Regions from separate parts of the Homo sapiens genome. Here region 2 is linked to region 1. A link is a loop called in an ENCODE intact Hi-C map of the cell type or tissue named here. Cell type or tissue: endothelial cell of umbilical vein. All regions are shown on one strand. Each heading gives the region's core, and the rest is flanking DNA. Links, peaks and the distances in the headings are about the cores only. Region 1 has its middle 38 kb from the start of C13orf42. Region 2 holds the start of LOC107984554 (a long non-coding RNA gene).

Region 1 (5,377 bases), core at 306-5,305:
ATGCTGAGAAACGACACAGAGCTGGAGTGCACCGTTCTAAGCATGGTCACATAGCAGTAGGAATGTTCTGAGGGACCTCCATGCTATCAGGGTTACATATGTAAACAATTTCTGGAACCTGTTTCTTTCTTTCCACACTGTGGTGAGTATGAGAATATTGTTATTTGGGGCAGTGATTCTTAAACTGTCATGCACCTATGAATCCCCTGGGATCTTGTTAGAATGAAGATTCTCTCCTGGTAGGGCTGGGCTGGGCCAGAGATTCTGCATTTCTAACAAGCTCCCACGTGACTCCTGGACCATACTTTGAGGATCAAGGGTCTAGACCAGCCTGGACAATAAAAAACTGCTTCCTTCTTCAGCATTCATGTCTAAATAAAAGGCCCTGGGACCATGTAAGTCCAGAATAGTACAGACCCCTTCTATCAGGCTTCTAGGTTAAGCTGAAATGTCTCCTCTGCTCCAGGAAGCCTTCCTTGGCTCCCCCAGGCAAAGGGGAGCACCATCAGCTCAGTGCTCCCTCAGGGCTTGGTACATGCATGTTTAGTGCATAGCATGTTGCTTTACCTGCATGTGCAGAATTTTCTCTCCCTACTGGACTATGTGTCTCTGGAATGCCGGGCATATTTGCATTGGCAGGGTCAGTGCCTGGTCATAGAAGGTGCTTATATTGATTTCCTATTACTGCTGGAACAAATCATCACCAACTTAGTGGCTTAAAGCAATATGAAGTTCTCTAGGTTAGATGTCCAACACAGGTCTCACTGGGCTAAAAATCAAGGTGTCCGCAGGGTTCAGTTCCTTCTAGAGGCTCTAGGGAAGAATCTGAGTTTTTGTTTGTTTGTTTGTTTGTTTTTTCTTTTTTTTTTCCTTTTCCAGCTTTTGGGGCTACCTGCATTTCTTGGCTTCTGGCCCCTTCCTCTGTCTTGAAAGTCAGCAATGGTGTGCTGAGTCTCTCTCACATTTCATTTTTCTGCCCTCTCCTGCCACCCTCTTCCATTTTTAAGAAAGATAATCTGGAAAATCCCCCCATCTTAACCTGATTAGCAGCCTTAATTCCCTTTACCATGTGGTGTAACATATTCGCATATGTAACATTACCATGTGGTGTGACATATTCACAGGTTGCAGGGATTCATGTGTGGACGTCTTTAGGGGCTGTTATTCTGTCTACTACAATGTTTGACTAGTGTCTATAGAGTGAATTTGTGCCTGTGATTGGCCTTATGCACACAGCTCAGGCCAGGGGGGTTCTGAAGAGTTGAAGATTCTACAGCTCTGTACTTGCTGTGGCCAATTTTTTTGGTAGCATTTCTGGTATTTTTCATTTAGCTGGGATTATTTCTGACTTCTGGCATCTCAGAAGACATTGGTAGCCTTTTGATTCTAGTCATCCATACACAGGCAAGATCTGCATAGAACCAAGGAATTCAGTTTACCTCAGCAAGTGCTAATGCAGCTCTAGTTTTAGTTTTCATTCTGGGATGGAACAACATAGCCCCAGTTGTTGAGGGTCTCTCTGCGAGTATCTTTCTGGTGGCACAAGCAGTGACCCCTAGGCAAATTGATGGGCTCATCTGGATTAGTCCACTGCATTTTTTAGGATGGCCAAAGCTGCTTTCTGGAAAGAAAGAGGTTCTGTTATACAGCCAGTCTTCTTGAAAAATGTTTGTAGAACTGCTGAAAGTATATATAATTTACGCAGAATTTATGCCAAATTTGGGCTGAATATATATGTTTTGGTTGTGACCAGGACGGAGGAGTGTGTTAACAGAAGCAACTTTCTTAAAGCCTCCCTTCCCGTGTGATTGAAGTTCTAATATTACTTCCTAAGGGACTACATTGAACCTGTTCCAAGTATATAATAAGAATAAAGCCCAGTATTGATTCCCCCAGTCGCCCCAGTAGGATACGCTGGTGGCTGTAAATTTGAAAATTGTGACATACAATGACCAAGTGCTCAAAGATGTTTGTTTTCACTGTGACCAAGTGACCAAGGGCTGCCTGTTAAAAAATATCCCCAATTCTGGAGAAATGTGGGGGTCCCACAAACGACACCACAGTAAATGAAAATGTCAGCAGTAAAAGCTGATCATGTGTTTTTGTCTACATAATTTTGTCCATAATTCTTGTGCAATTCTGTTATGGCACTTCAAAAGGGAAGCTTCTTTAAAACTGGTTTTATATCTACGGAAAATTCTAACTTCTAAATACAAAGGTCTGAGTTTATTCGTCAAATATTTCATTTATCCATGCAAAGTTCTAAGATGATGTAAATAATGTGTATCTTCTACTGTTTTCTGGGAAGAGTGCTATTTCTTGGGCTAAGATATAGACTCTTGAAGACAGGGTTAGTGTTAGTATCTTTTTGTTCTTGCTGTTTCTGGCACCATCTCAACTCTGCCTAAAAACGTCAGAGAAAGCCTTCCTACAGAGGAAGGGACAAGAGAGGTGCTTATTATTGATGATGAAGAGAAATATTCATGCTAAATGACTTCAAAGATATAACTGTTTCCCGAACTGAGCAAAATGAGTTTGCACTGGAAAAACATAATTGCCTTTGGCTCATAGTGGCTTCACTATGCGTCTACCTTGTGCTACCTCTCTTGTGTGTCTGGGGGCTGGAGTGGATCAATGAGAACCAGGCTACCATTGATCAAGCAGAATGGTGATAATGACCAGACCAAAGGATATTTTTTTCAGCTTGAATGTCCAGGGTCAATGCTTCTGGCTGTCTCAAAGGGAAGAAGCAGTTACAGCATTGTTCAAAATGGCTCTTTAGAGAAATCATTTCTAGCTCACTCCATTTGCATCTGTATTTCAGATTTGCTAGGTTTCCTTTGCAAACATTTTCACTTATTACCCTTTATCACCTTTGCTAATTAAGGAAGATACAGAAACCAGATTTTTAGGGTTTTTTTTTTTTTTTTTTCAATTTCAGCCTTTGGCCACTTCCTATAAAAGATTTCCCTCTGCTTTGAATAAAATTTCTAAGCAGCCTTCAGAGCCAAATTAAATGATTTGGAATTCTCTCTAGCTAGCTGATCTTTAGCTGCAGAGATCAAGAACCCCATCTAGTGGGAAAATATGAAGCTGCCACCGCAGTGACGGACTGAAATTAGCAGCGTGGTTGAAATTCTTGCCCAGCCCTTCTTGTGGAGCACAAGAAGGCCTCTGCAGAAGCCTCATTCAGAATCTCGAAACTATCAGCCTTTCAAACTGTGTGGGGCAGGAGGTGGGCAGTCAGAAAGATGCTTTGTGAGGGGAAGGAAAACAGCACCCATTCCCCTCTGCAGAGTAAAGGGAAGCCTGGCCCCAGGAAGGAGCAGCTGCCTGCAAGAGGGAGCCTGAGCCGTGGAGTCCTGGGAGCCTTTGAGGTGGGCAGCCAGGGCGTGGAGGCAGCAGCAAGCCCAAACGGTCAATACGGGCCCAGCTGGGGCCTGGCGGCGGAGGGTACCCTCAAAGAGCCCTGGCTCCTGAGGCCAGCGGGGCATTTGGGCCCTCAGCCAGTTAGGGGGTTTGTTCTTCCTTTTCCTAAGGCACGTCGCTGCCCAGTGGGAGTGGGTTCCTGTCCATAAGCCAGAAGCCCCACCATGTGGTGGAGGGAAAGGATGACTTTCCTTCTCATCCCCAGGTGTCATTGGACCCCCCTCCAGGGGGACCTCAGGGGATTGCATGAGCTGTGCTCTTCCTTCGTGAGCCTCCTGGCTCTGCAGGGGGCTGCCGGCTTTTACCTTACAGCTCTTCACTGAAATGTCACCTCCCTGTGGGGCTTCCTGCCACCACCATTGTTCTCTGCATGGCACCCTGTGGGCGTCCTTCATGATGCCTATCACACCATTTAAGATGTTTTCCTGTGCGTCGCTCTCCTCCCCTGCTGAGGGCAGGGGCCGTGCGTGTGTGCTATGTTGCTGACGTAGTCCTTCCTGCTGCAGTGCCTGGCACAGGGCAGGCGCTCCCTTGTCTCTGTAAAGAGATGAAGAGGCTTGGCTGAGCCCAAGGACTGGGAGGCAGGCTGCTGGCAAGGCCTGGGGAGACCTCTCCCTGGCTGGCCCTTGTTTCTTTTCCTTCCTCTCCACTAGAAGTAATCATAGGGGTCCAATTTGCCATGGGATTTTACGGAAATCACATGGGTCAAAGTGCTATGCAGATGCAAAGCGTCATCCAGTGCTGTTTCATTTCCATTTGCTTGGTTCCATGTGTTGGGGGAGGGTCCACCAGCACCCAGAGCCCAGGGACCCTATGATTCTGTCATATACAGAGTGGCAAACGTCAGACATAGGAGGCCCTTGCAGATCCCCTAATCCGGGGCTTCTCAAGCCCTCTCCATATGTGAGAATCAACTGAGCCGTTTTATTAGCCACAGACCCGTTCCTCCCTGCTGGAGGTTCTGATTTAATTGGTCTGTGAGGAGGATCAGGCATGGGTATTTTTAAACATCTCTCAGGTGATTGATTCTAATGTGCAACTAGGGTTGAAGACCTGGACCAAATCCACCCCTTCGTTGTTTTTTTTTGAGACACAGTCTTGCTCTGTTGCCCAGGCTGGAGTGCAATGGTGCGATATCAGCTCACTGCAACCTCTGCCTCCCGGGTTCAAGCGATTCTCCAGCCTCAGCCTCCCGAGTAGCTGGGATTACAGGCACCCGCCATCATGCCCGGCTAATTTTTGTGTTTTTGTAGAGATGGGGTTCCACTATGTTGGCCAGGCTCGTCTCGAACTCCTGACCTCAGGTGATCCACCCACCTCGGCCTCCCAAAGTACTGGGATTACAGGCATGAGCCACCATACCTGGCCTCACCCCTTGCGTTTAAAATGAGTCCACAGAGCCCTGGAGGATCACAGCAGCCACTGTCCCATGGTCAGCAGAGCCATGACTGGGACCCAGGCCCCTGCCCCTTCTCTCACAGGCACGGAGGGAGCTAGGCCACAGGCACCAAAGCGGGATTTGTCCTATAGCAGGACTGACTCTCACAGAGACTGTTCTCCTGTGTAGGAGATAAGAAAGGGGGTCCCCACCACACCTAGTCCAAGGTCTGAGAGCAATGTGTAGATGCTATGCAGATGCAGAACAGGAAATGGTGCAGCATCCACACCCCAGCAGAGTACCTGGGAGGGGGACACATGGTCAGTACCTGGGACTTCCCTGGGATGCCACCTCTCCCCTGGCCTGCCCCCACCTTTTGCAGCTGCAGCTGTTTTACTGCTTCCAGCAAGGGTAGGCAATCCTGAGGTTGATAGAAGCCTAGGGAAGTACTGTGAGCTTTGACACTGACCAGGGGATCAAAGCGGGCCACTGCAGGTTGAGGAACCTGGTTTGGTGATGGGTGCAGGCCAGACAGACACTGAGATAGAGAAACCCAGAGCTCTGGGCAAT
Region 2 (5,377 bases), core at 186-5,185, 53 kb before region 1:
TCACTAGAAGACCAGGTGGAGGCTGTGTTGCCTTTTATGATGTAGCCTTGTTTCTTGTTTGTTTCTTTGTTCAAGGGAAATTGTAAGACATAGTATCATTTCTGCTAAAGTTATAAACTTGCCTAGATTCAATATTGGAATATAGACCGTACCAATCAACAGGAGGAATGTCAAAGTCATATTTTAAAGAAGATGATGTGGGCTGGGAGGCATGTTTGTGGCCATCTCAGGAAAATATAATGTCCCAGAATTGGCATTTAGGGAACTCTTCAGAGAAGTAGACTGGGAATTGTTTGTCATCCACCTCTTCCTCAAACTTTTTGTGTTAGTCTGTTTTGCATTGCTATAAAGAAATACCTGAGGCTGGGTAATTTGTAAAGAAAAGAGGTGTATTTTGCTCATGGTTTTGCAGGCTGTACAAGAAGCATGGCACATGGTGAGAGAGGGAGCTAAAGAGAGATGGGGAGGGAGGCTTTTTTTTTTTTTTGAGATGGAGTCTTGCTCTTGTTGCCCAGGCTGGAGTGCAGTGGCATAATCTTGGCTCACTGCAACCTCCACCTTCCAGGTTCAAGTGATTCTCCTGCCTCAGCCTCCTGAGTAGCTGGGATTACAGGCATCTGCCACCATGCCCTGCTAATTTTTGTATTTTTAGTAGAGAGGGGGTTTCACCATATTGGCCAGGCTGGTCTCGAACTCCTGACCTCATGATCCACCCACCTCAGCCTCCCAAAGTCCTAGGATTACAGGTGTGAGCCACCACGCCCAGTCTGGAGGCTCTTTTTTTTAACAACCAGCTCTCGCTGTAAGTAATAGAGTGAGAAGTCATTCATTACTGCAGCAAGAAAGGCACCAAGTCATTCATGAGGTATCCACCCCATGACCCAAATGCCTCCTACTAGGCCCCATCTCCAACACTGAGGATCAATTTTCCACATGAGATTTGGAGGGGACAAATATCCAAACTATATCACCTCCCTTGAAGCTTTGATACTTTGGAGAGACCTCTAAGAGCTCTGTTGTAGACTGTATACCTAGATCACCAGAAAACAGCATGAGGAGGACTCTGTTAGCTTAAGAAATCAGAAGAACCATATTCATTTAGTTATTCAACAAAAATTTATCAGGGACCTACAGTGCATCTGGCAGTATGCTAGGTACTTGGGAAAACAGACATAGTTCAGCACTCTTGGAACCTGTTTGACAAATAATCAAAAAAGTCACGAATAAACAAAACGTTGATAGTTTGAACAAATGTTAAAAAGAAAATAAATAGGATATGTGATGGAGAATGATTGGCAGGGTGCCTATGTTAGATGAGGAAGAGTCAGAGATATAGCCTTTCTGAAAAAGTGACACTTAAGATGACAAAAGAAGAAATAAGAAAAGCCACAAGCCCAGCGTCTCAGGAACAGGATTCAGCAAGTCTGAAGCCCCAACGCAGAAAAGTGTAATGCGTCTTCTAGGGGCATAGTGAGAAAGGGGGAACAAAATATGACAAAGAGGGTTGGGCTGGAGACCAAATTGTGGAGCCGTCAGCACAAATATGGCATTTAACATTGCAGGGAAGGAAAAGATGACCCAGAGGAAAGGTGTAGATAGATGAGGCAGAAATGAGAAGACCCAGCACACAGAGGAACAGCCTGACTTTGAAGTCTGGCCAGACTTTAAAGAGGAGGCTGGGAAGGAGGGCAGTGATGGACGAGGAAACAGAAAGTACAACCAGACAAATGCCAAGACAAGAGACTGCTTCTAGAATGTAGGAGCAGCCATCAGCTGAATTCAGCTAGTAGGCTGTGGAAGGTGGTACAGGCACAAACCTATGGGATTGAGAGCATGAGGGTTTTCATTGACGTTGTTCAGAGTCATTTCACCGGAGTGGAAAAGCCAAAAGCCCCATTGGAGTGGGAGATGAAGAGCTGGAGGCAACATTCCTGGTCAAATCTCTTGAACATTTTTGCTGGAAGCAAGTAAAGAGAAATGGAACGTTAACATTTTCTAAAGTGAGTTCTTCAGAATGTGAGCTATATTAGGTATTAAACTGGTTTAATGCAAATGAAGTTTTGAGAAAACTTGGGTTTAAAAAAGTCTTTCCTACCTATCTTTATGCACCTGGATAAGCTAATATTCATTGTGAATTTTCCTCCTTATTTTCATTTAAAATTTTCAAGTTGTGTCTCGCAGTACCAATGGAACAAACTTTAGGAAGCACTGAGCTCATCTATATTTTTTGTCCTCAAGTTTTATAAAGGGAAGATACAGGAAAAGCTTTCTAAATGTGCAGTTCTGTATTCTTTGCAAAACTGTAGTGAGCACATTGTTAGTTGAGTGACTCAGTGTGCCTGATATCAAGAACTCTGTGACACATTTCCCCTACAAATTAATACCAGGAAAAATAAATTGCTTCTCAGAATGAACTGGGACATTTAAAAATATTGATCAATGAATCAAGAATGAATCACAACTTTCTAAAACTAAAAATGACCTTAAATGTAATCTGGTGAATCCCATCATTTTTACAGAGGAGAGAAACAGGCCCAGCGATGTTAAAGCAGCTGCCTATGCCCTGGATTCTTTAGCAGTAAGCTCCCTCTTCCCAGCCAGTCCTTGGGTCACCAGCCTGTAGGGAAACCATAGAGGACATTTGTTTCACCACACTGAGCTGCCAGGAGTCTTGGTAGTAGATCTTGTCCTCAACTACAGTAATCAATTTGTCCTAGTTGCCTGATAACCTTTACTACAGTCTCTTAAAATTATTGTTTTTCTGGGTTTTTATTAATAAGCATGCTTTACCTCTTTACTTGGGTTTTAGTTAAGAGCTCCGTATATTTTCAGAAGGCATAATCATAAACTATATTAATTTTAAATAAATAAGTGCATAAAGGAATTTACAAATTAGTCCTGCATGTTTGGAAGTTGGAAAGTATTTTCCTTATAAATCATGTTAAACACGGTAGTTAGTTTCTACCACGAGAGTCTTTAACCCATAATAGAACTGGAGTTCATTTGTACCTCTCTCTAAGGTTGGCCCATGTGTTCTTATCACCATCTGGGGGTGGGAGGGTAAACCTTTGCTCCTACCTGTTAAAGGTGGAGGCAGAGGTGAGAGCCAAGAACCTCTGTCTGAGTCACAGAGACAGAAAGTCAAAGATAGAAGGATAGAGAGGAAGAGACAGAGAGACAAGTCAGACAGAGAGAGAGAGAGAGACAGAAAGTCAAAGAGAGAAGGAAAGAGAGAAAGAGAGAGAGATAAAAGTAGTAAAGAAAAAACAGTGTACCCTATTCCTTTAAAAGCCAGGGTAAATTTAAAACCTGTAATTGATAATTGAAGGTCTTCTCCGTGACCCTGTAACACTCCAATACCACCTTGTTGTCAGTGTAAACAAGGGCACAGCCCGAAAGCACTGAGGCCACTGACAACCCATAGCCTTCCTATCAAAAATCCTTAACCCAGCAGGTTCCTAACAGGGGATCTAAATCTTAATTAATTACCATACGAAGGTCCGACCAGATCTAGGAGGAACTCCCTTCAGGACAGGACGATAGATGGTTCCTCCTGGGCAATTAAGGGAAAAAGACAAAATGGGTATTCAGTAAGTGATAAGGAAACTCTTGTAGAAGCAGAGTTAGGAAAATTGCCTAATAATTGGTCTGCTCAAGAGCTGTTTGCACTCAGCTAAACCTTAAAGTACTTACAGAATCAGGAAGGAGCCATTTATACCAATTCTAAGTTAATATGGACTAAACGAGGTCTTATTAATAGCAAAGAATAATGGAAATCCCAAACTTACAAGGTTTTCAACAAAAGTAAAGTTTGCTAAAAGTTAACAGTGTAACATGTATTGTCCTAACTTCTAATCTTACGGAAATCAGACTCTATCAGTTCCCCTCAAAGCTCAAGTCCAGTCAGCGCAGGGCCATAAAACTAATACTCCTACTTATAGGGTTAGGAATGGCCACTGCTACAGGAACCGGAATACCAGATTTATCTACTTCATTATCCTACTACCACACACTGTCAAAGGATTTCTCAGACAGTTTGCAAGAAATAACAAAATCTATCCTTACTCTACAGTCCCAAATAGACTCTTTGGCAGCAGTGACTCTCCAAAACCGCCGAGGCGTAGACCTCCTCACTGCTGAGAAAGGAGGACTTTGCACCTTCTTAGGGGAAGAGTTTTGTTTTTACACTAACCAGTCAGGGATAGTATGAGACACTACCCGGCGTTTACAGAAAAAAGCTTCTGAAATCAGACAATGCCCTTCAAACTCTTATACCAACCTCTGGAGTTGGGCGACATGCCTTTTCCCCTTTCTAGGCCCCGTGACAGCCATCTTGCTATTACTCACCTTCAGGCCCTGTATTTTTAACCTCCTTGTCAAATTTGCTTCCTCCAGGATCAAGGCCATCAAGCTACAGATGGTCTTACAAATGGAACCCCAAATGAGCTCAACTCTCAACTTCTACCAAGGACCCCTGGATCGAACCACTGGCCCTCTGGCTGGCCTGGAGAGTTTCCCTCTGGAGGACACTACCACTGCAGGGCCCCTTCTTCGCCCCTATCCAGCAGGAAGTAGCTAGAGTGGTCATTGCTCAATTCCCAACAGCAGCTGGGGTGTCCTGTTTAGAGGGGGGATTGAAAGGTGAAGCCAACTGGACTTCCTGGGTAGAGTGGGGACTTGGAGAACTTTTCTGTCTTACAACAGGACTGTAAGATACACCAATCAGCGTCTGTAAAAACGTACCAATCAGCACTCTGTGGCTAGCTAGAGGTTTGTAAAATGCACCAATCAGCACTCTGTAGCTAGCTAGAGGTTTGTAAAATGGACCAATCAGAGCTCTGTAAAATGGACCAATGGGCACTCTGTAAAATGGACCAATCAGCACTCTGTAAAATGGACCAATCAGCAGGACATGGGCAGGGACAAATCAGGGAATAAAAGCTGGCCACCCCAGCCAGCAGGGGCAACCTGCTGCCGTTCCTTTCTGTGTGTGGAAGCTTTGTTCTTTTGCTCTTCTCCATAAATCTTGCTGCTGCTCACTCTTTGGGTCTGCACCACATTTAAGAGCTGTGACACTCACCGTGAAGGTCTGCAGCTTCATTGTTGAAGTCAGTGAGACTACGAACCCACTGGAGGGAACCAACTCCAGACACAACAGTGCACTGGGTAAGTAACATTCCTATGCTCCTGCTGACCTTCCTTCACTTGTTGCTTCTTCCATCACGTGGGAGTAAAGTGGCTCTTGCAGGCTGCCTGAGACTTGTCCACTCCATCGCACGCTGTCTACCATGTTTTCTGCCTGAAACGTTCCTTTGTTTCCAGAACTTACGGTTTGGGCGTCTGTTCTGTTTGCTTTCTTCTCTACACTCTCTCAGTC

The links. Hi-C counts contacts between places; a loop is a spot of excess contacts. Peaks named below come from ENCODE experiments on the same cell type or tissue, not always from the same donor. Only the 100,000 strongest peaks of a DNase experiment are listed, where the experiment ranks them.
Region 2: a loop joins it to region 1, with 2.7 times the contacts of the local background. A loop is called at or near these places in 12 of 110 quality-filtered maps.

The regions. Positions count from the first base shown.
Region 1 is chr13:51,146,868-51,152,244 of GRCh38, reverse strand. It overlaps a transcript of C13orf42 not described here. Among named protein-coding and RNA genes, the nearest start is that of C13orf42, 38 kb to the right of the region's middle. RefSeq lists an enhancer at 3,086-3,977. In endothelial cell of umbilical vein, for the core only: a CTCF peak has its summit at 3,091; DNase peaks (open chromatin) are centred at 3,114 and 3,914.
Region 2 is chr13:51,199,836-51,205,212 of GRCh38, reverse strand. LOC107984554 (a long non-coding RNA gene) reads left to right here and starts at 5,131. Exons shown (of 2, transcript XR_007063803.1): 1 at 5,131-5,166. In endothelial cell of umbilical vein, for the core only: no CTCF peak of the experiment used is centred there; a DNase peak (open chromatin) is centred at 2,342; H3K27ac peaks cover 698 bases.